Regions from separate parts of the Mus musculus genome. Here regions 1, 2, 4 and 5 are each linked to region 3. Evidence: chromatin loops called from intact Hi-C (ENCODE). Cell type or tissue: left cerebral cortex. All regions are shown on one strand. Links, peaks and the distances in the headings refer to the core of each region. The heading gives the core; the rest is flanking DNA. Region 1 holds the start of Gm38632 (a long non-coding RNA gene). Region 2 overlaps Hivep3 (human immunodeficiency virus type I enhancer binding protein 3). Region 3 overlaps Hivep3 (human immunodeficiency virus type I enhancer binding protein 3). Region 4 overlaps Hivep3 (human immunodeficiency virus type I enhancer binding protein 3). Region 5 overlaps Hivep3 (human immunodeficiency virus type I enhancer binding protein 3).

Evidence for each region. A loop is a pair of places that touch in the nucleus more often than their neighbours do. Peaks named below come from ENCODE experiments on the same cell type or tissue, not always from the same donor. Only the 100,000 strongest peaks of a DNase experiment are listed, where the experiment ranks them.
Region 1: it touches region 3 in a loop (2.2-fold over the local background); 13 of 42 quality-filtered maps call a loop at or near these places.
Region 2: it touches region 3 in a loop (2.2-fold over the local background); 3 of 42 quality-filtered maps call a loop at or near these places.
Region 4: it touches region 3 in a loop (7-fold over the local background); 3 of 42 quality-filtered maps call a loop at or near these places.
Region 5: it touches region 3 in a loop (4-fold over the local background); 13 of 42 quality-filtered maps call a loop at or near these places.

Annotation. Positions count from the first base shown.
Region 1 is chr4:120,029,113-120,035,049 of GRCm38, forward strand. The region is part of intron 2 of Hivep3 (human immunodeficiency virus type I enhancer binding protein 3); the gene reads left to right. It overlaps Gm38632 (a long non-coding RNA gene), which reads right to left and starts at 4,281. Exons shown (of 5, transcript XR_003955100.1): 1 at 4,144-4,281. In left cerebral cortex, for the core only: no CTCF peak of the experiment used is centred there; DNase peaks (open chromatin) are centred at 3,634, 4,055 and 4,914; H3K4me3 peaks cover 2,454 bases; H3K27ac peaks cover 2,681 bases.
Region 2 is chr4:119,870,991-119,876,927 of GRCm38, forward strand. The region is part of intron 1 of Hivep3 (human immunodeficiency virus type I enhancer binding protein 3); the gene reads left to right. Among named protein-coding and RNA genes, the nearest start is that of Hivep3, 59 kb to the left of the region's middle. In left cerebral cortex, for the core only: no CTCF peak of the experiment used is centred there; DNase peaks (open chromatin) are centred at 2,619 and 3,171; H3K27ac peaks cover 471 bases.
Region 3 is chr4:119,961,754-119,967,690 of GRCm38, forward strand. All of the region lies in intron 1 of Hivep3 (human immunodeficiency virus type I enhancer binding protein 3), which reads left to right. Among named protein-coding and RNA genes, the nearest start is that of Gm38632, 69 kb to the right of the region's middle. In left cerebral cortex, for the core only: no CTCF peak of the experiment used is centred there; DNase peaks (open chromatin) are centred at 1,361, 3,368, 4,061, 4,575 and 1 more place; H3K27ac peaks cover 3,244 bases.
Region 4 is chr4:119,898,968-119,904,904 of GRCm38, forward strand. All of the region lies in intron 1 of Hivep3 (human immunodeficiency virus type I enhancer binding protein 3), which reads left to right. Among named protein-coding and RNA genes, the nearest start is that of Hivep3, 87 kb to the left of the region's middle. In left cerebral cortex, for the core only: CTCF peaks have their summits at 4,556 (motif pointing right) and 5,555; DNase peaks (open chromatin) are centred at 2,749, 3,319, 4,558 and 5,575; H3K27ac peaks cover 2,625 bases.
Region 5 is chr4:120,021,213-120,027,149 of GRCm38, forward strand. All of the region lies in intron 2 of Hivep3 (human immunodeficiency virus type I enhancer binding protein 3), which reads left to right. All of the region lies in intron 1 of Gm38632 (a long non-coding RNA gene), which reads right to left. Among named protein-coding and RNA genes, the nearest start is that of Gm38632, 9.2 kb to the right of the region's middle. In left cerebral cortex, for the core only: a CTCF peak has its summit at 3,119; DNase peaks (open chromatin) are centred at 1,503, 2,429 and 2,990; H3K27ac peaks cover 3,479 bases.

The DNA of each region.
Region 1 (5,937 bases), core at 629-5,628, 67 kb after region 3:
GCAGGAAGAGAGGCTTGAAGGGAATCCAAAGGACACCCAGAGAGATGCTGAGACCTCCAGCATTCTCCCCAGGAGAGGCAGGGAATGCCAAACGCATGCATGAACTAACTCTCTCTCTCTCTCTCTCTCTCTCTCTCTCTCTCTCTCTCTCTCTCTTTCTCACACACACACACACACACACACACACACACACACACCCCACACCACAAAACACATACACATAAGCACACATACAGAGAGAGAGAGAGAGAGAGAGAGAGAGAGAGAGAGAGGAGAGGGATGGAGGGAGGGGCACAGAGAATCTGAGTCTAGAAAATGATAGCCACAGGGGAAAAGAGGTGGAAAAATGAATGACTGATAGGAAGAAGACCTAAACAAAAATAAGCCAGGGCCCTCGGGGCGGTTGCTCACCCCTACCGTGAAAATTCTGCCAAGAACACTGTGACAGGCCCCACACCTTAGGAACCACAGAGTATTCCAAAAGCCTGCCTATCATTTGGTTGTTAGGAGCTGCAAAGGACACTGCACATGGAGATGCAGATCAGATGTCAGCCCTGTCCTGAGTTCTAGGACTGTGAAGTCTCTATGTTGTGATGCTGACTTTGGAGCAGATGTGTGTGTGTGTGTGTGTGTGTGTGTGTGTGTGTGTGTGTGTGAGAGAGAGAGAGAGAGAGAGAGAGAGAGAGAGAGAGAGAGAGAGAGAGAGAGAGCATGCATGTGCGTGTATGTGTGTGTAGCATTTCCATGGAAACTAGCATCTAGCATTCTAGTCTGGAACACCTGGACTGCCATCTTTTTGAATTGGAGCCTTAGAAGGAATGTGGCCTCTTCCCTGCCCCATGGTGCCTATCTCCTTCTCCTCACATTCAACTTGGCAAGCAGAAGCACCAGGAAAGGAATGGTTGCCTATCAGTTTCCACCCTTGGATGGATGTTCCAGGACATCAGCTTGCATGTTGCATGTTCGCAGCAAAGAAGTGCCTGATTCACATCTCAGGAATGAAAGAATGTGGGAAGAACCCTTGGGGGCAGGCAGTGGCTTTCTCAAGACCTGGCACTGCTATAGGCAGGGGCTGGACCCAGAGGAAGGAAATGGCATCTGGCACCATCTGCCTACTGTGTTCTATCCAGCCTCTAGGGTGGAGGAGCTGCTGAGTTATGAAGAAGAGGCAGACAGAAGCTGGCCTTGACCCTGGGATACCTGTCATGAGACTGACCCTGAGCATGGAAGCCAGAGTCCTAAAGACCTTGTGGTCTCCAGTGAGGAACGATGGCACCACTGTGATAGGGCTGAGTGTCAAGTAGCTTTGGTGTGGGAGGAGCAGGAGAGAGCTCCCTGGCTGACCATCCTAGCCACTGCTGGATGGCCTGTGTATCTCAGAGGGTCAAGGGATCAAGTAGAGCTGTAGTTGTTTGTTGAAGGCATGCTCCTTCAACCCGCTCTGTTCCTGCTCAGAATGGCCAGTTCGGGACTCTTCACTTTGGATGATATGGAGATATCATTGCCTGACAAAAGCTGCAAAGAAGTTGGTCAAGGGAGAGCAGTAGGGAGAGAGATCCTAGGGTATTGGAGAGTCCTCATCAAGAATCATCTGGCGAGAACCCCCAGAGCAGCCATTCCACCGCAGTGTCATGGCGTCCTCGCCTGAGCGCCCAGCCTGGCCCTGTTGACAACCCCTGCCGCCCAATCCCAGTTCAGTCCAGAACCAGAGGCTCTGTGATGATTCCGTATGCAACTGTTTGGCTCCCTCCGTGATCAGTCTTAGAGGACAGATTAACCAAGGTAGAGGGGTCCCTATAAGACCCAGTCTTAGAGGAGGAGGGTCCATCACAACTGATTGCAGCCGGGGTCACAGATGCAGGTGTATTTGTAGAAGCAGGAGCCACTGAGTTACCTGTGGCAGCATGAGAGCCTCTGGTAGAGCTAGGGCAGAGCCAACTCTTAAAAGGGAGGTTGTCGCCTACCCGCAGCAAGAGCGATCATTCATTTTCTCTGCCTAAAGCTACTTCTACCAGGCCACTGAGAACAGGGGAGGGGTGGGATGGGGACAGGGATCTGGATATGGTGGGGTTGACAGCAGGATAATAGAAGTTATGCAAAGGCCCCCAAGAAGTGAGAACTGATTTACTATAGGAGCCAGCTGAAGCTGGGCTGCAGGGAGTGCAGCTGTTTGGGGTGAAATGGGATGGGGATGGGGAGGAGGGGTCCCATGCACATGAGAGCACATGGCCTCATTCAAGCTGGGCTTGGGCTGCTGGAAGTGCGGGGTGGGGGGGGAGAGTGGCATCCACAGAACTACTCGGAAGCTTGGTAACTGATGGGCAAGCAGGCAGCTGTGGGTGATCAGGCTCAGCTACTGTCACCCCTGCCTTCCCTTCCCATAAGCAGGACAGCCGTAGTGCTCTCCCTTCAGCTCCCGGGAGTGTGGCAGCCATTAGATAGCTGGGGCTCCCTCTGTTAAGGCTGGTGGTCTGGAAGTGATCAGCTTGCTCTGACCTGGATCTGGAGGGAAAGCATGGGCTCTGGTGGAGCTGTTGTAGGAAGGCACAGAAATACTCAGGGTCAATAGCTCTGTCTACTGGGCTCAGGTGTGTTTGAGATCATGGCCTTGGAGCCAGAGAAAGCTTGGTTCTGTTAAGGATCCTTTGGGGGAAAGACCCGATCCAAATAGAAACAATGGCAGACCTTTATGATCCAGAGAGTGTGTCTTCTTTATAGTCTGATTGCCCCTGCTCCTTATAACCTCTTGCTGAAGCTGTTCCAGGGTCGACAAGCTAGGCCTGGAGTCAGCCAAGCCAGGGCAGCTCACAATAACCCCCTCAGGGTCTGTACAGGCACCTGTAGACTGCAGACAGTGCCAAAGTCTCAAGGCCACTGCTTTGTGTTGGCTGGTGGGGACAATTGGGGGACTGCCTCAAATACATTCTTTGCTGTTCCCAATGTGGACCAAAGTAAGGCAGGTTTGGTACTAGATGAAGAAGCTTCTAGTAAGGGTTGACCACTGGGAAGTCCCTGATGACTCCCACCTCCACCCAGTCAGAGCCCAGAGAGATCCTGCCAGGTCCTCTGCTCCCAGCAATCCTTAAAGCTGATTCCCGCCTGGGAATGCATGGGCTTTCTAGATAGGGCTGGAATCTGGGAGGAAGACTACTGGCGGAGCTCATTTTAGAAAAGGCGATAGGCACCCTCCTGGCCCTGTGGATCCAAGGCATGGCACCCAACGACAGGGCTTCCCTGTCTGTCCTCTCTGGAGAGCCTGAGAGGAAATGACAGCGCGGGAGCCAGGGCGGGCGGGGAGGGAGGGGCGGTGCCCACAGTGACACGGCCTGTCACAGTGGAGGCGGCCGCGCAGACCCTCCCAGTGGCTGCTGGAGCCGGGGATTCCCCAGCCGCAGATCCCAAGCCCCAGCCGCCACGCGCTGCGTCGCCAGGCTGCTCCATGACCCCTGCTGCCCGGGCATCCCGGACCAGCTGGTGGCCAGGCTGTGCTCGCCCCAGACAGACAGTGGGGTCCCCGGGTTTGGCAACAGGAAACTCTGGGGAGAGAATGGAAAGAAGTGGGTGGTCCGGCCCCTGCGACTTCCCCTGACATCACTGCCCAAATAAGGAGCTTCCCAGCGGCCGCGGGGCGGCCCAGAGCCGCGCCCGCCCCGCGCCCACCCCGCGCCGCGTGGGCCGCCAAGCGAGCGCCCAGGGCACCGCCGGGCGGAGCCGAGCCGGGCGGAGCCGAGCGCGCGGGCGCTGCCGAGCCGCCGGAGGCCGGGCGCGCAGCCCGGCGCAGCCTAGCGCAGCTAGCCCGGCGCGGCGCAGCCCAGCGCAGCCAGCCCGAAGCGCAGAGCCCAGCCGGCCGCAGGTAAGCACGGAGCACGGAACACCCCGCAGCAACGAGGCTACGGCGGGTGGGCGCGGCGGTCCTAGCTTCCCGGATCCCTTGGGTGCGAGCAGCCCGGGCTCTGCGCCGGTGCACGCGCTCTGCGCTCGCGTTTTCCCAACGCTACTTCAGTCATCATCCTAGGGTGACGAGCGTTCCCGCGCCCGCACACCGCCGCGATGCGCAGCCCCATTCGCCCTTGGGTGCGCAGACTCCAGGGTCCTGTGCGGATTCTCGTCCCTTCTCAGGGACGCACCGCGGGGTCTACATACCTCTGGGAACTGCTCAATGGGTTTGGTTGTTCTGGCCACGTTTCCCCGGGAGGCCTCGTCAGTTTCAGACTGTCAGAGCACACAGCCTTTGCTCATTGCGCGCTCACTGTTAAGAGAGTGAAAGTAGCCCTGATCTGGTTCTTCCTTATCCCTGGCAGAATGGCACCTGGCTCAGAGGGGGTAGGGGGTGGTACATAGGGGTCCATACCTCTCAGTGGTAGGTAGTGTGTTGACATTGACAAGGAGATGTTGGGCCTCACAGACTAGTGTTCCCAGAGTCCTGCTCCATGGGTATTTCTAAGAGCACCAACCCTAGCCGCTTGGCATGTGCAGGGTGCTTGGGCTTGGGACAGGACTGATGGTGGCTGCAGAACAGGTGCGGTGGCATCAGCCTTGAGTTCTTAATAGGGGTTTCACATAGTGACCATTGCTCACCTATAAGAATATAGTGAATTTGTGTATTGTTTGGTGGAGACCACAGAGACCAGCCCACAGCAGTGGCTCACCCAGATCAGAGTGGTCCAAACTTCATTCATCTATGCTCTTGTCGTCTAGAAAATGGGGATGAGTGTCCTCCAGGGAGAACTGAGGGCCTGTGAGTTAAATTGTTTTGTAACTGTGAAGTTGTGTGTGTGTGTACTGGTTCCAGTAGTTTGAGTGGTTACTGGGCAGGCACTTGCCATGGCTCTGCTCTGTGACCTAGAACACCATTTCTGCCCTATCATCTGCACAGAAGCAGGCATTAACAAGTGTCCTTTGTGCTGGCTTGCAGATTTCCCAGTGTGTTCCATGGAACGTTCGTTCTGAAGGCTGTGCCACGAGTAAAGGTTTCCTCGTTTAAGTCTGGAAGTTTCCACAAGATCTTTATTACCCATCTGGCCAATCAGTCCAGATTAGCAAATTAAAGGCTCTGAAAAGTCCTGCAGGACAAGAACCTGTTTAACTTTGTCAAATCCATCATTCCTCTTGTTGGCTGTAGCCCTTTTCAAATTATATAGGCTTGCTTCTCCTAGAGCTGATGCAGTGCCGCAAACAAACTGACAGCTGATTTCTAATTGCCCTCTTGGGTGGAGGATGGCCAGGAGCTCAGAGCCACAAGTGGCCTGAGATCGCCCAGTAGTGACCAAATCCACTGAGTAGTTCCTAGAGACAGTTAAACTACCGTCAAAACACTGAGAACGGGGACCAGAACCCAGCGTCCCACCCAGTGCTCGCCCATAACTGAACTGCATGCAGATGTGAGGCGATTCCCTGCTGGGACCAACCTTGCTGCTTTATGCAGGCACCTATAGAAGTGCACTGAGAAACACATCGGTTTACATGATTGGTTATTGGATGAACTATTGATCAGCTACCTACTATGCACTATTTGTTTCTGGGACTCCATGAAGCGGGGATAACTGAACTTCATGACAATCAGTCTTTTCCTCAGACATGCCTGTATACTGCTTCACACTCAACAGCCATCTCTATACATAGACCCACTGTAGAAGTAGATCCCTCCACCCCCACCCCTTCTGTCTTTCACATAACATGTGTGCGCACTCGTGTACACACACACACACACACATGATCCTGTCCACTCATCCACACAAGCTCACACTCTCTCCTACACACTCTACTCCATATACTTGTTCACACTCACACAACTGCTTCTACACACACACACACACACACACACACACACATCCTGTTGTGCCCCAGTCTGTGGCCAAGAGTCACTCATCAGAAAACTCCCTTGTCCCCATGTCCCCAGAGTTAGCAGTTGCTCCTCAGGATGCATCCTGAGTGAGT
Region 2 (5,937 bases), core at 345-5,344, 91 kb before region 3:
CTTTGAGCAAACACCTACTCTGGATTTTTTATTTTTGATTAATGAATGAATAAGTGAGTGAGTGAATATATGAAGTAGGAAATTCAAAGAACATTAAGGTTTTCCTTGTTTTTTGTCTTATAATGAATGTGTTACATTGGTCAAAAGTTTTCTTTGTGTTGTAGTTTTTCCTGCCTCTCTTTTAGGTCCTGGTTGATAATAGACAGACAGGCAGATATTAGTGGTAGATTTCATGTTAATAGGTGCTACCATTTAACTCTCTTGGTACGGATCTGAAGTGCTCAAAGCATAGCATCTGGACCACAGCCACTGTACCTGGTAACTGGTTAGAAATGTACATTTTCAGACCCACCAAACAAGGGTACTGGGACTATAGTCAAAGATTTGTTTTAATAAGTCTTCCAGGTAGTTCAGATGTATGCTAATGTCCAAGTTACTCATACAGAGTGTGTGCTTTCAGCTGTGTTCTCTAGGAATGGATTCTTGCACTGCAGTTACTATCATAGTTGTGGCTCTCGATTGTGCTTGTAATGCGTTGATCCAGCCTGGCATGGCACAGTCCTTGGCTATAATGCAGAAGGGACATGCCTGACCCATCTGGGGTTGATCCAGGTGGTGCTGTTTAATGCCATGTCCCACCCACTGGGCTACATATCTCTGGGGGAATGGGCATTCCAAGTGGGCATCTGTTGGAGGGAAACCTTAGCAAGAGGATGGCCCATTCCAGGAGCTTTGTAGAAGTGCTGCTAGATTTGTTTCCATGGGGACTGCCAAAGCAGATCAGCTCTTTGACTCTGGCTAGTTTTGATGTGTTTTAAAGCATGAGCCTGTCCCAGGAAGTGGATCTGCTAGCACGCATGTTAATGAAGACCAATGTGCTGAAAGAGCTCAATGTTCCATGAAAGGTAACCTGTCTGTACACTGGATTTGCAGTTCTGGTCCACCAGGTGTCCCTCATCTAGCTGTCCACCTGTGAACTAGAATGAGGTGACCGGTGGTCCAGATCACCCAGCACTGCCCGTGTCTCCCCTTCCTGTCCCTCTCAGTCTGGTGTCTCGGATTTGGCCCTGCGTTGCCCACTCCTGCTGCGTCTTGTCCAGCGAGGGACAAAACACCCTGCCACCTGCCTGAAGAACAGGAAGAAAAGAAGTTACAGAGGCAGATTCCAGTGCATCCAGAGACCGAGATGTTGACACTCAGAGGGAGCCGGGATCTCCAAGACATGTACTTCCAGAAGCCCCAGGAGAGCTGGACAAGAGGCACAGTGACCCAAGTAGTAGAAGTAAGTTCATTTCTCTGATATGCTTAGGGGAGGGCCATTAGGAGGAAGGGAAGGGGAGGCAGGGCTGGGAAGGTCCCCTCTGGACCAGGAGGCAGATGGGCAAAGCAGAAGGTGACACAGTCGTGGCCAGGGATCTGTGTGAACCAGCCCAGGCTGGCCTTCCTGAGTGTGCATGATTTCTGCCCCTTTCTGCATGCTGTCTCTGATGTTGTGAGTCCTTCCTCCTGACACTCCATCAACCCTTCTGGCCTTGTTTACCTTTTATATGCCTTCCTCCCTGCCTACCTCCCACTCATCCGTTTTCCATTCTGCACATCATGACATAATGGAAACAAGACAGTAAAGCTCCATTCTGATACATGTTCTCCCTGCTTGCAGGTACATCAGCACCCGGGCTGCCTACCCAAGACCCACCAAGTGGAGGATAGCACAGCAGAATCTCACTTTGCCAAACCTGGCACAAGAACCAGAGAAGCCGGATCTGCAGCATGTATCCCAAAGCTACCAGAAAAAGTCAGAGAGGATGGCATGTTGACTTGTGATCGGCTGTACCAGTAGTTATTGTGAGAAGAGACCTCCTCCCCATCAGATTCCCTCACCTCTGGACATTACTCTCCACCATAAGCCTGGGGTCCTGCTTCAGCTGTCAGCCTTCCACTCAACCTTCCCTGTGAGGAAACGCCCCCTTTCTCCTCCGTATTCTGGCATTCTGGATTTACTCGTTATGCCCAGCACCGGTCACCTTAAATAGAAGCACCCTGAGATATTCCTACTTCTCAGAAACTGCCAAATGAATGTCATGACGTGGTCAGAGAGCTTCTCCTTCTCCCTGCCTCCCTCATCCCAGTTGTGCCTTTGTCAGCGCCTGGTGTCTGGATCGCAGGAAGAGGGAGAAGATGCGGTTGGAGGCAGCAATACCTTGAAGACCACCAACACTCAGCTCATGTCCTGCCTTGTCTCCAACCCATGATTCAGTTCTGCCTCTTGTGTCTGTCCTATCCTGGACAGTTGTACATTACTTTTTTTCAATTAAACAGAATTTGGTTACTTTTTTATTATTGCCAAGCAATGCATTATTATTACCAAGATACCAAGAATGTAGATAAATAGAGGAAAAGAGAGCCCCCCCCACACACACATGGTACTTAACTGAATGATGAACCAACCACTGACTCATATGTCTTAACAGCATCCTGTAGTGTTATGTAAAGTATGTAAATGTATATATTTAAATGTAGTGGTAGCATAAGTCCCTGGGAAGTCTGCTCATGCCTTCCTCAGAGGCCTCCATCAGCCTTCGTAGGTGACTCTTCTTTCCTTGCCTTCCCTACAGCAGAGGTGATCCGTGAGGAGCCGTAAAGGGAAGAATAGGGAGCACTGTCTATTGGGTGGTGTCTGGGGATACCACACAGCTCTTCACTAGCTACTGAGAAAGTCATTAATTACTCTCCACTTAAGGAACAGCCACGGTTCCAGGGTGCCAGGCTACTGTCCAAGAAGATAAAAATAAATAGGTGTTCCACCTTCAGGAAGACCCAAAGAAGCAACAGCCACATTTTAGAATATTTGTGGCCTTGAGAAAAGGTTCATTTCACCAACCTGGTAGCATTTACCTGACAGAACAAATAAAGATAAAAAATGTAAGGTCATGGTAAGGCTCTGGGTAGAAAAATCTGGAACAGTCTGAAAGTCGCAGAAGGAGACTAGGAAAATCATGTGCTGCACTGACCACACACCCTTTAGATTGTGATCATTTCTGGCTGCCACCTTCTTAGAGGCATTGCCTATGTTCCCTTGTTTCACACGGCTGGCAGCCGCATGGTCTTCTAGAACTTCTGAAATCTGTTCCACACAACCCCCACGTGGGAGTGAGCATGCTAAAAGGTAAAGGCATTTATGGGCTGAGACGAAAGCACCATGTTTTATGTATGTGGGAAATTTGCATTAATTCATATCCTTCTGCCTGATGGGAAGTTTCTCAGCTGCCTCATTATAGAAGTAACAGTCGAATTTCAGAGCTAGAAAAGGATTGTTACCCCATCTCACCAGCCTACCTACATCCTAGGGACTGTCACCCTGAGGAACATTTGTAGTAGGATGCTATTGGGGATGAGGGCCAGTTTAATCTCACCTCTAATTTTACTTTCAACTTAACACACTGAATAGTTAATTACAGGCATGAAAATCAAAACTTAGTTCACATGTAGTTTAAAGACTGAAGTGTCTGTCCATCATTCCCTGGAGACAGATTTCCACTGGCATCCAAGTCTTACATATTGTGCTAGCTTTAGCCTAATATGTACTTGTTAATAGGAATGAATGACTGGGTACAGGTGGAAAAGAAGAGAAAGGACAGAAGTGTGTGTATGTGTATGTGTATGTGTGCATGCATGTGCATATGTGTGTATGTGTACATATGTGTGAATGTATGTGCATATGTGACTGTGCTTGTGTGTGCACACATGCATATGTGTGTGCATGGATATATGTTGGTACATGCATGTGTGTGCCTGTGAGTGTATGTGCATGTGTTTGTGAGAGTATGTGTGACTATACATGTCCATATGTGTATTCTAGAATGTGAGTATGTGACTATACATGTGCATGTTTGTGCCTGTGTGGGTGTGTGTGAGTGTGTGTGTAGGTGAATAGGTAGGTATTATTGAAAGAGTGGAGGGAAGGCCTATCTTTCATTCATTTACCCAACTGGTATTTATTGAGCATTTATGTATCAGGTACTAGCTAACACACCTGGGGAACACAGGAGTGAACCCAAACTCCATGTCTGTTCGAGGTTATCAGAAAACAGAAGGTGATAGATGATAAAATAAACAGTAAGTGAATGATAGAAAGTCTAAGCAGTAGGTGCTGCAGGGAAAAGCCAAGCATGGTACAAGAGGCAGGAGAATCGAGGCAGTTTCCCTCCATGTGGTTGGGAAAGGCCTCACTGAGGAGGCACAAGAGCATAGACTTGGAGGCAAGAGGCTGAGCCTGTGGCACCACAGGAAGGAGCAGTGCAAGGGCCTTGCTTTTTGAGGCCTGGAGGTCCCTGCATCCCTCTGCCCAGGCTGTTCTAGTGACTCCCCTCCATGGCTGGTCCTCCCAGGAGCCAAGGTCGTCCTATGGTGGGTCCACCTACAGTACTAGGATGGCCCATGCTGGCTGTTAGTTTTTCCTTTCTCTAAATTTCAATCCTGATGCTGTATCTTAGCCTCTCCAAAATGATTCTGCATTTTGGGTGGTAGTTTAGTCCAAACAATCAAAGAAAGAGGACCCTCTTTTCTGGGAGGCAGGCAAGCTTGAGACTTGTGGGTCCCAATGGGGAAGCCACCCCGTTACCTGCTTCCAAGTCTTATATATAGGATGCAACAGTCTCTCTGGTTCTCGGCTTCTCCATTTGAAGATTGGGAAATGCATATTGAGTTGGCATTAGGGCTGTCTCTAGCACTGTGGCCTTCAAGCCCTGTGAGCAGGAGCAGTTTGGGCAGGAAGTGGTACCAGCTATGTGATAGCACTGGGAGGGGTGGGGAGGACAGAGCTCTGCCTGCAGGGTACTCTGTGTGAGGCATGCCTGCTGCATGTGCCATGTCCCCTCCCATCAGGAAGGACTCAGCAATACCCTTACAGCAGAAGATCCCACCTCAAGCAAGTCCAAACACCTGCAAACAGAGGGGACATAGAGGCACACAGCTCATGGCTTTCCTCTTCTTGATGTCCTTGGGTGCTGGCCTACTCTGTGTTCTTGGGCTTGTGGCTCACTCTTCATCTGTGGATGAAGTGGCTGTGTTGGCTTTTCTCTCCTTTCTAGCCTTTTAAAATTTCTATTCATCTTTTTCTCCTTCCTGCTTGGATGTTGGGGTCTTCGGCTCCTGCTCTTGATCCCTGGGAGTGCAGAAGGGGTCGTGGGCAGCCTTTGCTAACATTTTTTGCTGGGAGAAATGCTGACCCATACAGAAGCCTTTTCCCATTTTCTTTCAGGGAGTAAGGGAGCTTGCTTGTTGCTAATCTGGCTCTCCATGGCTCTGTTCTCTTGACCTTCCATCTTTAAGCATCCTTAAGTGTTATTCACAGAGCAACAGAAGGGGCAGCTTCCAGAATTGGACCTGTCTATTATCACTGGGGTTTATGGGACCAGGACTGGGCTTCATGAGGTTTAAGAAGGAAATGCAAGCACCCTGCACTTGCCACAGACATTCTGGATGCTTCATTTATTGAAATCAATGTCTGATGAATGGTTTCACACACACACACACACACACACACACACACACACACACACACACACACACACACACACACAGGCTCTTTCATTCCCTCTTCCATTTCCTGTGATGCCCTTTGTCTACATCAACTGTTGTGGAGAGAGATTTTATCTGGAATATTCATGGCAAGTCTATCACTACTTATCACTTTAACAATGTGCTATGGAGTGGATCCATGCTGGAGAGGCACATATGCTGTAAAGTTCGGGGACTTGCTGTGGCTGTGCCACCCCTCTTAGAGTTTCACATGGAGGATGCTGACATGCTCAGGAGGGACGTGGAGACTGGCTCCTGCCTTCTGTCCCTACAGCAGCACTTTCCAGGGTGAATGCTTTTGAGTGCAAAGAAAAAAAAATCCTTTATTTGAAACAAAAGCACAGCCCTCCACTGAAG
Region 3 (5,937 bases), core at 611-5,610:
TGGGATGATACTGGCAGATAACCAGTTAAAGACCCTCTCCCCAGGAGTCTAATCTCCTCTCCTCTCTTCTCCCCTTTTGTCTTTCCCCCTCCTTTGCTTTCCCTCTCCCCCCTCCTACAGACAGACAGACACATACACACACACACATACACACACACACCACCTTGTTTCCATGTCCAGGTTAACAGATCTCTGCTCAGGGGTCCTTCTGTATCCCCCAGGCACAGAAACAGGCACTCAACTAGGGGCCTGAAAAATGGCTGTGGATGCCAGAGAGGTCACCTAGTCAAACACTTCCAAGAAACCTGGAAGCTGGAAGTAGCGGCTCTCTTGAGCGTTCATTTGTGGGAAGGACACTATGCTCTGAGCTCAGCACAGTACTGAACAGCTTGGGGCCCTTCCAGGTACATTGGGACCCTGAAAATTCACAGAGCTTAGATGGGTCCAGGGCAAATGATGAAATCCAGCTGCTGAGAAGCTCAGTGGACCCAGTTGGTGGCAGCAGAGGGCATATAACATTCAGGTCAACGGTTCTGGCTCAGGAGAGCATGCAGTGGGGTTCTAGTCTACTAATGGAACAGGCTAGTGGTGTGGGCTGTCTGAGCCTTGATCCCCCACTGCACAGAGGTGACTGGGTGGGATGCACTCTGCAGAGGTAAAATGGAGAACGCTAACTGAAGCTCTGAGAATTGCGCCTGGCAGGAAACAAATGCTCAGTGAATGTCCACTGCCCTGTTGTTGCCGGGATGACAGCAATGGTGATGCTGATGGTGATAATGGTGAGGAGGGTAAGAAGGATCATAAAGGTTATATTTATAGAACCACACCCCCATTGCTTCCTGCAGGTGGGTGGACCACAGTTTCCCATTGCACAGTTGAAGGAAGTGGGTCCCAGAAAGAGCATAGATGTTGGGGTTCTTCGTGGCCAGGGACTAAGTGATGGGCCTTTGGTGTGTAACTTTTTCCATGCCCTTGGGCCTTTGGTCACCATTCTGCCCCTGGATTCCTTAGCATCCTTCCCGGAAGCTGAGGACCCCTTGGCCAAGGTTTTGAGATCTTCGCATTCATTTAACCTTTTCAAGGCCCTGCTCTCACCTCCTCAGTGTATGGTTGTGCCCAGCCCCTGACTGGTCACTGGTGGTGTCATGATGTCAGCTGCATGCCGGTGTAAGCAGTTTCTCTGCTCACTCCTCAGATGAGCAAGCCCCAGAACACCAGGCTTTAACAGGTTCTTCCTGACTGATTCACCCACACAGCAGAGTTGGCAGAAAAATAAAAACAAAACAGGAAAAGAGCTGAATGTGAAATAGAGGTTCCTATCAGACATGTTAGCCCCAGAGTATAGCTTCCAAGGTGTGGCAGACATTCAGCACTGTGGGAGAATTTTCCATAGCGTTGTAATCTTCCTGTCTGACTGGAACCTCTAGTCATGGTTGTCATCTCAAAGACTTGAACTAGTCTGGTCTCAGAGTCAGTAGTCAGTGGGTCGGTATGAACCTGCTGACCCTCAGAGGCCAGCTCCTTGTCCTTCTCTGGGGACAACAGCCTGACTCACACAACCTTTCTCCCTCCCAACCAGTAAGTGGGGGCTGGGAGGTTTGATTTCCTTCTCTGATCCAGGCATGGGGCACTTGGCCCTGGGTGGGATCAGCAGATATCTGCCAGGTTGTATTTTTTCCTCTTTCCTGCATCCTGATAGATAGTGAAACTGAGGTGGGGAGATGTTTAGCAACTTGTTCAAGGTCACACAAGGTCAAATGGACTTGGAGCCCAAAGCTAGCTTCAGAGACTGCCTTTCTCCATGCTGTTCTCTGCAGAAGCAGGAGGTTCTAGGGAGCCAAAGGGAATAAAATCAGGATAGTACAGCAAAGGGGGCCAGCCTGGTTGGGGGTCAGGGGGAGACATTTCCTACTTGTAAAGCATTGAGCCCACCCACAGGGCAAAAAGAAAGAGTACAGGTGTTGCAGATGATATGCCACGCAGCACATATCATCCCTGTGGGATGGGGAGCATACATCAAATGATATGCAATCTAGGGAAAACCTATGCCTTGTAGGGAACCCCTGGCTCAACTTGGAATCACTGTTAACACAGAACTCACTTCCAGGAGACAGGCACGTGGACGGGAAGAGAGGCAGTGTTGGATGGTCAGACATGGGTTGGGGGCAGCTCTCTTTATCTCTACGTTCAGCCAGTGTAGGAAGAGTCACTAGCCACTGTGCTATGTGTCTGAGTCAATGGTGGGGTATATGGAGGCTTAGAAGTTTCTCATGGCCTGTGTGTAGTGGCTATTAAATGTTGAGTAGATGGGTGGATGGACAGATTAGTAGATGGATGAGTGAATGGATGGATGGATGGTTGAATAATGATTGGAAGGAGGAAGGAAAGATGGAAGGATGGACAGATGGATAAGAGGAAGGAAAAAAGCAAGAGGGAAAGGAAAGAAGGAAGGAAGGAAGGAAGGAAGAAGGAAGGAAGGAAGGAAGGAAGGAAGGAAGGAAGGAAGGAAGGAAGGAAGGAAAGAAAGAAAGAAAGAAAGAAAGAAAGAAAGAAAGAAAGAAAGAAAGACAGAAAGACAGAAAGACAGAAAGGAGAAAAAGACAAACAAACAAGTAGATGAACTGACAGATAAGATTTGGTGATTATCCACTTGAAGCAGAGTATATTCCAGGTCCAAACTCTAATGCTCTATCATAAGGGTAAATCCAGGTCAAATCTAGAACATGGAAGCATTTCTTGGCATTTTTCTTGGCCAACCAACATGAAGAAATGCCTTGGTCCTTGGTCTTCTTAGTATACTGTAGACAGCTGAAGGGCAAAGCAGAGATGTGCTGAGCACCCACTATGTGCCCGGCATCCTTTAGTTTGCAGTGTAGGCCGGCATGGGATGAAGCAGGAGCTACAACCTTAAATAAAAGGATAGCCAGTTCACATCGTCACGACTGAACTGAAACCCAGGCCACGGCTGCCAATTTCTGTAGCCCTAGGTTTCCCAGCAGCCATCGGGAAAGCAAGACAAGTAGGGAGGCATTTCTTCATGTCCTTGTGACCTAGCCTGTGACTCGCCTGTGTTTTGGGTTCTCTCTGTGCACTCTGTGGGCCTTCAAGAGACCCCAGGCCAAGGCAATGGGCTAGTGAGTAAAGAGAAAGATGCTGGGGCTATTTCCACAGTGAGACCTGCAAGGGCATCTTAGTCAGATACAGGACCCATTAGTCACTGACTCGGGTGGGTGGGAGTGTGGAATGGGTCAGGCTGTGGGAGGGAGCCAATACCAGCCCCATGGAAAAACAACTCAGGACCCAAAGCTGGTGGGTGGATGCCCGGGTGGGGATGGGCAGGTTCCTCCTCCCCAGCACCTGTTCTGTCTGACATGATGCTGAGGGAGACGAGGGGAAGATAGGAAGATGCCAGGGACACAGAAGAGGGGAAGGGGCGGGCGGTATGCCTTCCTTCCTTCTCTGTAAACAAGCAGAGCTGCCTCCTGACCACACTTCCTCCCCCATCCTAGCTGTGCTGTGTGATATTCAGCAAGGGTCTCCCTTCTCTGAGCCTTCCCTTTGGCCTCAGTGTTTTGTCTTAAAAGTCACGAGAAATACCAGTGAATGTGTTTGTCACTAGGCTGCTCTCTGCCTCCCTGGTTAAAGTTGGCCCTGCTCCCTTGTGCTTTCAGAGGCCAGCTATGCTCCTGGCCACCCAGAACAGGGCAGAGGAGAAAATCCAGAGCAGGGACCATAAGTCATGGAGACAATGGTCTTCTAGAAGCCCCAGAGGGGGCAGCGTCATGGGCTAGGAGACCAGAGCCCACCCAAGGTCTTGGACTCAGGAAATTGCTCACATGTTACCTTTACATTTGCCACTACATTTTGTCAAATTGTGTGTTGGGGCTTCCCAAGAGTTCCCATGTTAGTTGTCAGAATCAGGATGAATGTGAGACCTTACCAGGGCTTAGATTGTGGAAAGGGGGATTATTAGACCAAGTGACCCCGCGGGATACACGCTCAGAGTGACTCTTCTGCACGATGGCTTCCACTTTCTGCGACATTCTTTCATAGGCTTATCTTAGCAAGCTTGCAGGGAAGCGGACTGTGCCACTCCAGAAATGCTTTAAACCTTTCAGTGTCTCTCTCCACCCCGCCCCCACCCCAGCCCCTCCAGGTTTGCAGTGTGTGTGTCTGTGTGTCAAAGTAGAAGAGCTACAGAAGAGCTGTGGATGCTCAGGGTGGCCCTCATCACCCTCAGCCGACTGTGCAGTACACTGCTCTTGGCATGGCCTCAGAGATGGAATAGTCAGAGAAAAGAAGGTAGTAGGATCAGGAGCCTGGGAGCGTGGTGGGTGGCAGCCCTGTCACCAGTACTCCTGCTGCTGGCCAGCCGTGTGGCTCTGCGCACTAAGGATGAGAAAGGGGAGCCCATCACTTCAGAATTGGAGCCGCTGCCACTTCTAACTGCGCGATTTTAGGCAAGTGTCTTCAATTCCCTGCTCTGATTTGCTCATCTCTAAATTGGGAATAGACAGCTTCCTGTTTATAACATGGTGGTGGGTAGGAAAGAGCTGGCCACGGCTGGATAGTGGGCGGCTGTGGAAACACCTCAGAAACACTGAGTTGATGTCAGATGGGAATACGTCATGGCTGCCGCTGTGCTGGGGTTGGGGAAGCTGGACTGGGCAGCCTGGAGTTGAGAGTTGACTGTCTGGTCTCTGGGAGCTGCTGTTCTCTTCCTCTGTAAAGTGAATGTGAACCCCATCTGCTTGACAGAGCTGTCTGTAACCACACAGTATAGCATTGGGAAGCTGAGGCTGAAACACATTTGGTAATACAGTGTGGGTTGGTACAGTGGCTTGAGGTGGAGGGAGGACCCGGGGAAGCCCAGCTTTCTTTCCAGGAAGGGAAAGTTCGTGGGGCAACCCTATTCCTCCAACTTGGCTGTATTTGCTTTCTGAGTCCAGAGTATACCCAGCGCTCAGTGGGCAGTCTCTAGGACAATGCAAGGTGTTACCTCACCATTGCCTATGAGTGACTGCTGAGAGAGGGCCTCCCTCTTTGAGCACACTAAGCCTGTGGCTGTCCCAGAATGGGGAAAGTCACAAACATTTGACCTCATAGCGCCTGCCTAAGTACCCTGGGCACTTCTCCCCGCAGGCTTCCCGGAGTTCCCCATTTAAGGAGTCGCTCCTTACATGCTCATGACCTCCAACTCTCTAGGGCTGTTGCAATCTGATCCGGGCTGCCCGGAAACCCCCCTGGGCTGCTGAGGCCACGCAGGGCCAGTTGTTGCAGGCTTCTTGGGCATTGCCACATTTAGGAGCATCGATTCAGGATCTATTTTCAGACGTTTTCTGTTTCCTTTACAAGAAGCAGCAGGAGGCCAAGGGAATTCAGCCTTCGAGTGGCTGTGAAATTATTCCAAATACAACATCATCTCGTGGACTGTGTATCGGGGCTCAGGTGTCATTGCACCATAGTCTGCTACAGAAGGTGGAAAGATACTGTAATCCACCCTCTTGGGAGTGGGAGAGCTCACAGTGGGGATTTTCTAGTGGTTGGCTTTTTTACTTCATTTTTAGGACAGTGATGGCACACGTGAACTGTCTGTGGTATGGCTGCCCACCCAACAGCCTTCCCTCTACTTTCCCTGAATCATTGACCCATTTTACTGATAAAGAAACTGAGGCACTGGGAGGAGAATTCACCTGAAGCAGAGCAGAAAGTGGCCAAGAAGCAGCAGGGACCCAGGGCCACCTGAACTGGGATCAGCCTGACAATTGGGTGTGTCTGTTCTGACAAGGAATCTAAGATGTGAGATAACTGGTTTGGGGACCTTTGACAAGTCACCTGGCACCTCCTTGGACTCTAGCTTCAGTCTCTGTTTTCAGGTTGGGCTGGCTCAGAACTTCTTAAACTTTTACACAGAGAAAAAGAAATAAATTTCTTTGG
Region 4 (5,937 bases), core at 671-5,670, 63 kb before region 3:
CCCTGGGGAACACACTGGGTGTGGCATTGTTGGACAGACATTTTAGAGAACTCCAGACTTGGGTAGCTGTGGATAGCTGCAGGAGGTCACTGGAGCCCTAGGTGACAAAGCCCAGGCCACCAAGGTGGGGGAAACTATTGCCTTTACCGCATGACCCCACACTGGGTCTGTAGGCAGCACTATCACTTGCTCATGGGTCCTTAATGCAGGACCCCAAGCTGTTCATACAGACCTGGTGTTCAGACCTGGGGCTGGGGCCTGGAGTCCAGAAGGAAATGCTTCATGTTGTGGATTAGAGAGTGTGTCTGGGGCTCTCCACTTAATGCCATTTTAATGGTCTCTCATGCTCATCAGAGACCACTAACCCTGTGAGAGGAAGGCTTCTGCTTTGATTTTTTTTCTGTTTGTTTGTTTTGCTTTATTATAACTTGTTTTTTTTATTTTTATTAGGTATTTTCCTCATTTCCAATGCTATCCCAAAAATCCCCCATACCCTCCCCCCCACCACTCCCCTACCCACCCATTCCCAATTTTTGGCCCTGGTGTTCCCCTGTACTGGGGCATATAAAGTTTGCAAGTCCAATGGGCCTCTCTTTCTAGTGATGGCCAACTAGGCCATCTTTTGATGCATATGCAGCTAGAGACAAGAACTCAGGGGTACTGGTTAGTTCATAATGTTGTTCCACCTATAGGGTTGCAGATCCCTTTAGCTCCTTGGGTACTTTCTCTAGCTCCTCCATTGGGGGCCCTGTGATCCATCCAATAGCTGACTGTGAGCATCCACTTCTGTGTTTGCTAGGCCCCGGCATAGTCTCACAAGAGAGAGCTCTATCTGGGTCCTTTCAGCAAAATCTTGCTAGTGTGTGCAATGGTGTCAGCGTTTAGAAGCTGATTATGGGATGGGTCCCCGGATATGGCAGTCTCTAGATGGTCTATCCTTTCATCACAGCTCCAAACATTGTCTCTGTAACTCCTTCCATGTTTTGTTCCCAATTCTAAGAAGGGGCCAAGTGTCCACACTTTGGTCTTTGTTCTTCTTGAGTTTCAAGCGTTTAGCAAATTGTATCTTATATCTTGGGTATCCTAAGTTTCTGGGCTAATATCCACTTATCAGTGAGTACATATTGTGTGAGTTCCTTTGTGATTGGGTTACCTCACTCAGGATGATGCCCTCCAGGTCCATCCATTTGCCTAGGAATTTCATAAATTCATTCTTTTTAATAGCTGAGTAGTACTCCATTGTGTAAATGTACCACATTTTTTGTATCCATTCCTCTGTTGAGGGGCATCTGGGTTCTCTTCAGCTTCTGGCTATTATAAATGAGGCTGCTATGAACACAGTAGAGCATGTGTCCTTCTTACCAGTTGGGACATCTTCTAGATATATGCCCAGGAGAGGTATTGCGGGATCCTCTGGTAGTACTATGTCCAATTTTCTGAGGAACCGCCAGACTGATTTCCAGAGTGGTTGTACAAGCTTGCAATCTCACCAACAATGGAGGAGTGTTCCTCTTTCTCCACATCCTCGCCAGCATCTGCTGTCACCTGAATTTTTGATCTTAGCCATTCTGACTGGTCTGAGGTGGAATCTCGGGGTTGTTTTGATTTGCATTTCCCTGATGATTAAGGATGTTGAACATTTTTTCAGGTGCTTCTCTGCCATTCGGTATTCCTCAGGTGAGAATTCTTTGTTCAGCTCTGAGCCCCATTTTTTAATGGGGTTATTTGATTTTCTGGAGCCCACCTTCTTGAGTTCTTTATATATATTGGATATTAGTCCCCTATCTGATTTAGGATAGGTAAAGATCCTTTCCCAATCTGTTGGTGGTCTTTTTGTCTTATTGACGGTGTCTTTTGCCTTGCAGAAGCTTTGCAACTTTATGAGGTCCCATTTATCGATTCTTGATCTTTCTGCACAAGCCATTGCTGTTCTATTCAGGAACTTTTCCCCTGTACCCATATCTTCGAGGCTTTTCCCTACTTTCTCCTCTATAAGTTTCAGTGTCTGCTTTGATTTTTAAAAACATATCTTTTGCTGTCTACACCTTTAGGTTCTCTATCTATTGTTTCAACCATCTGCAGATCTAAAATATTTTTAAAACTATTGTGAGGTATCTGGATTGAATATGATGTCTTTTCTCTAGTCATTATTCCTTAGCCAGGTCATATACATATACATCATATATATGTATATGTGTATGTATACATATACATATATATGTATACACACATATATATGCATACACATAGACATATACATGCACACATATATATGCATACACATAGACATATACAAGCACACATAGGCATACACATGCACACACACACACATATATGCACACACATATATAGTTGCATGTGTAATATGTAGTGAGTGACTACATAATATTGTGTTGCATACTAATTTAGAGATTATTTAGAGTATACTGTGGAAAGGTACATAGGTTATATGCAAGTACTGTACCATGTTATATATGGGACTTGAGACTTCTCCTGTGGTGGTGTAGGAACCCTGGAACAAATCTCCTATGGATGCTGAAGGGTGGTTGTACTGACGGCAGCCAAGAGGAGGTTTCCACGGCAGCCTCTATTCACCAGACTCCTGGGGAGAGAAGTAACAGCTCACTCCCTGCTGCTGACTGGGAGAGAGCACATGGGCTCTTCGGCCTCCTCTGTGCCTCTGCGTCTTGTTCAGTGTGTTTGAGAAGAGGAGCAGCTGGTGGAGATGGCCTGGAAGGTAATGAGTCACAGTTTTCCAGCTGCCTTGCCAGAAATGCTTCCACGGCACCAGGAAGACAAGCCATGTTTGACGAAGAGTGGTCCCCCATATTGGCCAGGCGGAAAGAGTTCTATATTAGGGTTTGGATTACTAAATCCAAAGCTTCTTATACCAGGCATAAAAACCCAGAGCCTCAATGCCTGTCCTCATCTCTAAAGTGAGAGGTTTGGCTCAGAGCCGGGAGACAGCTGCTCCAAGACTCTCACAGGCCTCAGCGTATTTGTGACCATGATTAAGTTCACCCAGGGCCAGGAAACCGCTCTACTCTGAGTGACTCTAGGGCCACTGAGCCCCTGCATCCTCCCACAGGCTGTATCTGGGGAGCAGAGAGCCGCCACAGCCGTGCTCATCTGTCTTCAGAGTGTGTCTCCAAGGGAAGAGTGTTCTCATTCTGCGAGTGGGGAGCTATTAGACTGCTGGATTCTCAAGCAAATGGCCGATCTGAAGTCCCCTCCCCACAGCCTGCTCATCAGTCTGGGCTTGATACTTGCTAATTTCCTTTCCTGGACAAACTTGTCACCACCACTCTGAAAATAAGGTGACCAGATGGGAACACAATGCAGATTTGATCCACTTGTTACAGAGGAGCGTAAGGAGGCTGCTGGCTAGTCGGAATTCAGATGTCTCCTCAGACAGCCTCACGCTGGCTTGATTTCCAGTCTGTGGCTTTCTGTGAAACACCTGCCCATTTTCAGTCTTTGCAGAATTTGACCTTGGTGCTCCTTTGTGGGCGAAGGACTGGTACAAAGGGAAGGAGTGCCTCTGGCTCCCACCCCTAGGAGGGACTGGGCAGTCCCCTGGACGTGTGAACTGCTTATTCTAAGCAATAAACATTTGAGTGACTGGGCTTGCTTTGTTCTGTGAAATAGGACCTTGGGGTTCTTCATGCTAACATAAAACAGCTTTTTAGAATGGCCAATGGCCATGGCATTGTATGCACTTAGGGGTTTCTCTATAATGTATGCACTTAGGGGTTTCTCTATAATGTACGCACTTAGGGGTTTCTCTATAATGTACGCACTTAGGGGTTTCTCTGGGCCTCTGCATGTTTGTCCTTAAATTAAGCAGCATTTCTAGCTCTAACTTAGGTGTCTGACAAGGATCCATCTCTGTGGGTACAGTGGCTTCTACTGCATGAATTTGACCTTCTTTTAGCTCCCCCTGCAAAAGACTCACTTATTTCTTTATTTTTACCTCTCAACTTTTATTTCTTATCTCCTCCTGGCATCTTGCCATTCCCCAACCTCCACAGCATACCATGAGGGTGGGAACATCTCTGGAGGGGCCTGAACTGTATATGTACTATAGGTTTGCCATGTTGGACTGACTGCCAGGGTGAGTCATAGACCTCTTTGTGTGCACGCCCCTCTATTCCCCTTAGTGTAGCATCTCCTTTGTTACCTGTGAGAGTGGGATAATGACAGCACAGTCTTATAGAGAGGTGATCTGTAATGAGACAGATGCATCCGAGGTCCTTAAAATAGAGCAAAGTGAGTTTTTAAAAAATACACTGTTATTACGTTATGTTATAGAGTGAGGGAGTGAGGATAACCCAGTCACTGCTCAATTCTTTTCTTAAACAAAGTGAACAAATGGAAAGAGAGGGAGGGAGAGGGAGAGGGAGAGGGAGAGGGAGAGGGAGAGGGAGAGGGAGAGGGAGAGGGAGAGGGAGAAGAAAGCAAGCAAGCAAGCACAGATACTGGAGTTTACAATGATATGTGTTCTTCAGAGGAGACCAGCAGGGGCCACTGTCCCCACCATGAGGAAGACAGTCCAGATGATTGGCTGGCAATGCTCCAGTTGGCCAGGCCCTGCAGCAGCTTGGGAACTCAGGCAAGTGGGAGAGAGATAAACAAATCAATAACCAGCTACAGAGCCCTCTAAGGGCTGAAAAGGGTCACTCAGGACATCTGGAGTTGATAGGCAGGGACTGGGAAGGGGACACAGACAAGGTGTAGGACAGGCAGGATCCAAGATGAAGATCTGGTAACTTCAAAAACTACAGCGGTGTTCTTAAGACAGTCCACGACCCATACACCACAGAGGCTAGCTGGCCTCTCAGAAAGATCTATGGAGGTTAAAAGTGACAACAGAATCTTCTTAAATGACACAAATGGTTTAATGGCGAGCCATTTTTAAAGAATACAACTATATAGGTGGACTCTGAATAGTCTGTTCTTGTCTTGCCCCAAGACAAGAATGAGGGTCAGTACCCTGGAGAGCTCCATGGGTTTACAGAAAGCTGGGGCAAGCAACTTGTTCTTCATGAGGCTAAGCCTCTTGCTGGGGGCTGGCAGGCTGGCTTAGTGCCAGTCCCCACCCACATGGCCATTGATTGCAAAGGACAATATTCTCCTCTTAGGTGGAGACTCCAGGAAGGGGTGGTAGTGGCCTGGAAGCAAGGATTCCAGAATAGACATTTGGTGTCTGTTAACCTCTAGTTGGGGGGTCCTGGAATCAGCTGTAGGCCCTAACACTTAGGTGCTGTGGACATTTGCTCTCTTATACAGAATGGGTAGCACATTGCTTACATTCTGTGTGATTTAGTTGGTGGGATAAGCAATCAAAAGGCCCTGCTCAGGAGGCAAAGAGCCACTCCTGCTGTTTCAGACTCAGGTTTACGTGGATTTCTCCAATTACTCAATCCATCAAGCTCTTGTGGGTGGCTGGGAGACTGTCTGTGAAGCATAGGGTGAGACCTGGCTGTGAAATGCTTGTGGCTGGCTTTTGGTCCTGAACACTGGAGCCGGAATAAGTTAGCCTGGCTGTGGTGTAGGGAGATGCACCCACATGCATCTGGTGTGCACACTGCAGTTCCTCCTCACCAGATGAGCATATTGTTTGGACACTTCTCCTCTGGAACAAGGCACTTGAAGACTAATTTATAGGCTTGGGACAGGTGTGAACACTGGTGGGCTGGTGATGTTGGCGGTTTGTCCTCCGAGCCCCTCCTCTCCCTAGTCTCTCGCTTCCACCCTCCCCACCAACCCCAGCAAGCTCATCTCCTGTAAGCTTGTTGAGGATCTACTGTACAAGCCCTGGAGGATGCACTCATAATTAACCCTATACTCTAAATTTCCATGGGTAATTCTGACTAGAGTGGCATTTAGTCTGTTTGTAAGAGTGGGTTAGATAGACTTTCAAATTCTGTTTGACTT
Region 5 (5,937 bases), core at 431-5,430, 59 kb after region 3:
CATGACAGTTTTCCTGGTGCCAGACTTCTGCCTTTGTGGCATTTAACAGTCCTGACAAAGCTACTCAGCGTGGCCACTTGAGGGATGTTTGGTCATTGGCCCTGTTCTGAGGGGCTGAGTGGGAGATCCAGGCTTACAGAAAACGTGCTTCCTGCCCTGTAGGGCAAGCCCACACCCCACATAGGGCCAGGAAGGGTTGCAGAAGGTCCCTCCCAGCACCTAACACAGTGACCCGCACAATGTGACTTCAGGGTCTCAGCTTCTCTTGTTTCCACCACGATGAGGACATTTCGGCTGGTCAGATTTGGCTCAACTCAGCGTATGCTTCCCCCTTCTCTCAGTGCCTATGCAACTGAGACTCACAATAGGGTGAACAGGAGCCTTCAGTACCTAGTCAGATAAACTTCAACAGTGAAGAGCCAGTACTTTTCTTCTCTTCTCTTCTCTTCTCTTCTCTTCTCTTCTCTTCTCTTCTCTTCTCTTCTCTTCTCTTCTCTTCTCTTCTCTCCTCTCCTCTCCTCTCCTCTCCTCTCCTCTCCTCTCCTCTCCTCTCCTCTCCTCTCCTCTCCTCTCCTCTCCTCTCCTCTCCTCTCCTCTTCTCCTTTCCTTTTTTTGGCTTGGGAGACATTTCTGTCAGTAAAGTGCTGCCACGCAAGCATGAGGACCTGAGTTCAGATCCCGCTCCCCCTTGTATCTATGGAAAAGCTGGAGCCATCTGAGCAGAGATGTAATCTCAGGACTGGAGGGGTGGGAAGAGGTAGATCCTGAGGACCTATCTACCAGTCAGTCGAGCTCCATCAGTGAGGTCCAGGTTCCCTGAGAGATGCTATCTCAAAAAAAAAATGATAATAAAATAAGATAGTAAGCAACTGAAGAAGTTATCTGATATCAACCTCTGGCCTCCCTATGTGTTACACACACATACATACATACATACATACAGAGAGAGAGAGAGAGAGAGAGAGAGAGAGAGAGAGAGACCTATAATAAAAAAAGAAGTTAGACTTGGTCTCACAGGTCTTGTTTGTTTCTAGTGAGGGGTAGTGTGAAGAAGTGCATGCATGATCAGGAGCTCCAGGCTGTAATGGGGCTCATTGCTTGCTGAATACTAGAATCTGACCTTCACCCTCCCTCCTCTATGCCCTCCCTCCTCTATGCCCTCCTTCCTGTGTGGTGCGGATAACTGATTCCTCTCAGGGTCAGAAGTGAACTAAGTAGGAGACACAGGTGAGTGGGAAATGCTGGCCTTGGAAAGCGCCTGCTCCTGGCAGGCAGCTCCCATCCTCTCTGGGAAGAACCCAAAGGTCCCCTGGGAAGTTATCTGATTCTTTCACTGTCCCCTTACATCAGAGACCACCCATCTGGTCTCTGGGATCTCCCAGCTGCTTGCTCCTCAGCCAGCTGTTTGTCTCCAACTGTCCTGTGGTTACAGAATCTTTCTACCGTTCTCAGAAGCCTCTTTCTCAGGTCTTCCCCAGGAAGGGACCTGAGCCCACTGAGTGAGGAACAGACAACCCCGGGGAGGTCCCTGGAGGGCCAGCCTGGGAGAAGCCAGATGAGTGTTGGCTTGTATTTTTCAAATAACTCCATGTCCACAAAGATAAAAATGTGGTCCATCCTTACATATTTTATATGTATGTGTGTTCCCAGTACATTTCCTTCTAATTTTTAAAACCATACATAACATTTAATCCATATGGTTCTGATTCCTTAACACTTAAATCATCCAAATGTTGTTTTGTAAGATCTATTTGCAAATCTCTTTACATAAGCTTTTAACTCATTCCATCTCAAGGGGAGAAAATCGGGATCCCTAGGGTGGGGCTCCTCTTCCTGGCTTCTCTGTTTCTTTTCCCAAGGCCAGATGAGGTCTTGGCAGCCTGGTCTGGGCCCTAGATGCTTGGGCTTTGTCCTCAGGGCAGATAGTTGGGGAGTCAGATAGGAGAAGGATAGATAGACAGACAGAAAGGCTCCTACAGGGTCTTGGCCACTTCCAAGCTCTCTAGCTCTTCTCTCCATAAAGGTTTGAGGGACATAAACAAGGTACTTAACCAGGGTAAGGTAGGGGAATCAGTGGGGCTTTCCCCACACCTGGAGCCTTGTGTGCCTCTGGGGCAGTGCTGGGGCAGGTGGAAGCCTGTTGGGCTATGGGTCATCCTTCAAGAATCCTGAGACAGCAAACATCACACTGTAGTCAAACTGGGCCTGGAGCAACAGGTGGCCTTGCTACTGCAGGCGCTGAGGACCAAGAGGCCTAAAACAGTGGCCCCAGAGCCAGAAGCACAAGACAACAGCACCTTACTCACTATCCCCCATCCCCCAGTCTCCCTCTCTCTTCTTCCTGCTCCCTTGGTACCAGCCTCCACCATTCAGTATCCTTAGGCTTCTTCATCTGTTTTCCTGGCATCTCTCAGCTTCTCCTTTGATGGATACCCACCTACCTGGTAGATGCCCACGCATCTTCAAAACCCAACTTTGCTTCCCTTCTCCATGGAGAAAACTCTTTAGAATCAGTAGACGTTGGCCTTTCCCTCTACCTCCCCAGCCCGTGTCTTTCTGAACTGTCATTATGTCCCACACATTAACTGAATGTCTGGGAAGGATGCTTCAGGACCTGTGCTGGGAGCTAGCAGTGGGATTCAGAGAGAAGCCACTGCTGTCCAAAGAGCCTGGTCTGCTTAAGGCAAGTCCCTATGTGACAACTTTCTGAGAAGTCAGGATGGAATTCGAAGATGGTGCCTACAAGACTAGATGGTGCCTACAAGACTCTGGCCATGAATGTGCAGTAAAACAGGTGGAAACTCTTGGAGTGTCCAGGTATGGCATGGCTGCTGGGATTCCCCACTGCAGGGGCCTGTGGGCCAGCTCTGATCTGGACACCACCGGTGTCTGTATCCACAGAATGGGATTTGTTTCTCTGCCAGTTCCAGAAGGAGCAAATCCCAGACAGAGCGGCCTCTGGGACGGAAGAGCAGATGCTCAATCTAAAATTAGGCTGCTGACTGCGGCTTCGTGGAGGCTTCGGAGCGGATCTGCTCCTCGCAGCTGTCAGTATATAGCAGAGGAGACGTGGAGCCCCTGCGCCCTGGTGAGGCTGAGCAGAGCTTGCAGTCTGCAGCCTCCCCATGGTGCTTTACTGGCCTTGACCTGTGGCCTCAGATTCCCTTCCCAGGAGGGAGCTGCCTCAGGCCTCAAGGGGGCTCCTCTCTGACTTTTGGCTTTGAAAGCTTCCTTAGGAGTTTAAACAAATAGGCTCATAATGGCTTGCCAGGGAGAGCCTGTGTGTGTGTGTGTGTGTGTGTGTGTGTGTGTGTGTGTGTGTGTGTATGCACGTGCACACACATGGGAAGAAGCCAGAGGACAACAAGCCAGAGGGGTTTCAGGGTTTCCCCCCATCTTGCTTGAGAAAGGCTCTTTGCTGGGACTCTCCCATTTCTGCCTCACACCTCAGCCCAGGAACACTGAAGCTACAGTCACACCACAGCACCTGATTTTATGTCTGTTCACAGATTTGAACTGAGGTCCTTATGCTTGTACTCCAAGAACTTTCTCCAGCGTCGGCCCTCATGCCCCTTTCAGCTCTCACAGCCTGCCCTAGATGAGCTTTGGTTCTGGACACCGGTGGATTTCTTTAAAACCAACGTCGGGAATCTGGGCATGTGGTGCATGCCTGCAAACCCATGCAACCAGGGAAGGGGAGACAAAGGGATCAAGAGTTCAAGATCATGCTTAGTTAGCCTGAGATGTCTGACACTCCATATGTGACACTCCATTTCAAAAGACAAAAGCAAGAAGACAGCAACAGAAACACCCCCCCCCAAGAAAACAAACGAACAAACAAATGCAAACAGGCAGGAGAGGAGCCTGGTTTAGGAATTTCTTTTATTTCTCCCAAACCTGCAGGTCTCACAGCGGTCCACACACTGAGCTTCAGGCTCATGATGGCCTTCCCTGTACCACATGACTTAAAGTCAGCTCTTCCAGGAGGTTATGCTAACCGTTCTTATATGTGTGACCCATCCCCCACCCCAGCCCTCCTGGTCATTGTCTCTGTTACAGCCCTCTTTGCTAAATTCTAATTGTGGTCCCTGGCTCATGTGGAGACCAGGGCCTTGAGGATGATGTGAGGGTATGGGTATGTTGTGCCCAAATCTATGAAGGGCTGCCCAAGTAGGTTTGGGGAATGTGTTTGTTCCCATAGCACCATACGTGAACGCTTGCCTGTGTATGTCTCTTTACCAGAGAGGCACTACCAGATGAATAGGACCACTTCTGAGTATGACGAGGTGGTCAGTGCTCATTCAGAGTCATGAGATTCTGTAAGATCCCGATATCCGGGAGAGAAATGGGTGTGTGTGTGTGTGTGTGTGTGTGTGTGTGTGTGTGTGTGTCTGTGTATTTGTTGTAAGAAGCTGATTCTCATGTATATGGTGATCAACAAGTCCCAAGATCTGTTAGAGTCAATTTCAATCTGAAAGCCAAGAGAAGAACCAATTATTTCCTTCTGATCCCAAAGCCTTGGAAGATGAGCTGCTATTTTTGTGGGCCAGCAGGAGGGTCTGGTCCCCTCTTCCTTGGCTTCCGTGTCCTAGGTATGCCCTAATTGGCTGGATGATCCTCACCTACTTTAGGGAGAGAATGTGCTTGACTCAGTCTACTGAGTCACAGATTAATTTCATCCAGGGTGTGTCCCTCACAGACACACCCAGAATAATACTTGGCCATCAAAATCCAATGCCAGCCAACCTGGCACAAAATTAAATCTCAGCTACTCTTCTCTGCCCTCACTGCAACTTTAAATGTAGAACATTTAGTATACAACTATAGCATTTTATACATAAACCCCATAATACATTTGGCCCATTGTCTGCACTGGTCCTCCTGCCTCCTCCTCAGGTCTTGTTCCTCATCACAAATAGCCCCTCTCTGATTCCACGTTTCTATGTGTATGTACATGTGTATACACATGACTAGATACAGTTTTTCGGGAGAGAGAAGATATGGTACATGTGTGTGCTCCCTCCCTACGTCCTGTCACTCCCTCTTATAGTCCCACCTTTGCTGGAGACTCCCAGACCCCCTAATTCCCCCTCTCAGGCCCAGACTTAGACATCAAAGAGGCTACCTTCCCTCCTAAGATCTCAGCCCTTCCTCTCTGTACTCAGTCAGGTGCGCCAGGGTGCCTGTGGGACCCTCATCCTATGGTCAGATTTCCAGGAGTCAGTACATGAGAGGCAAGTTACAGGAGATTACCATTGCTATGAGAGTTTGTTTTCCTATAGAGTAGCTGATAGTGGGAGGAGCCTGGAGTCCCCCAGGGACCGATGGAGGTTTGCCTGTTTTCCTAGGCTGCCTGTTCTCCTAGGCAGTGGGGCACACAAGGAAAGAACCTTTCAGGTTCCACATGTGTTGAGCATCCACTAAGCACCAAACATTGCCCCTTGTTGGAACTCACAAAATCCAGGGTGGGGGAGAGGGCTTAGGCAGAAATACTTTAGTGGAATCGGAGTTTTGAAAGTGGAGGTTTTAAATCCAGTCTTCAAAACCAGAGGAAAACACAGCACGGGAAGGAGAGTGGATTGCGTTCCCTAAATGGTCAAGGAGCATGATGAGCCTCTACAGGGGAAGGTACAAGGGACAGAAACACAAGGGATGAAACAGTACAAGCAAAGACATGGCAGAAAGAGTCCTGTGAGCTGCCTTCCTGGGCCAGGCCCTTCCTGGAGGAGGATGGTTCTTCCCTGGGAAGACCCTGAGGCTGAAGGATGGAAGTCTAGAGATGCCCCTCCTGCCTCAAAAGCCCAAAGGTTCCAGTCGGGTGGAGCAAGACACCCATGTGCCTTTGTTATTATTGGACGAGGCTCCTGAAAGTAGCCTGGGAACCAGCCCCACCCCCTCCCATTCTCTCTTCTTCTCTTCCTCCTGTTGTCAGTTATT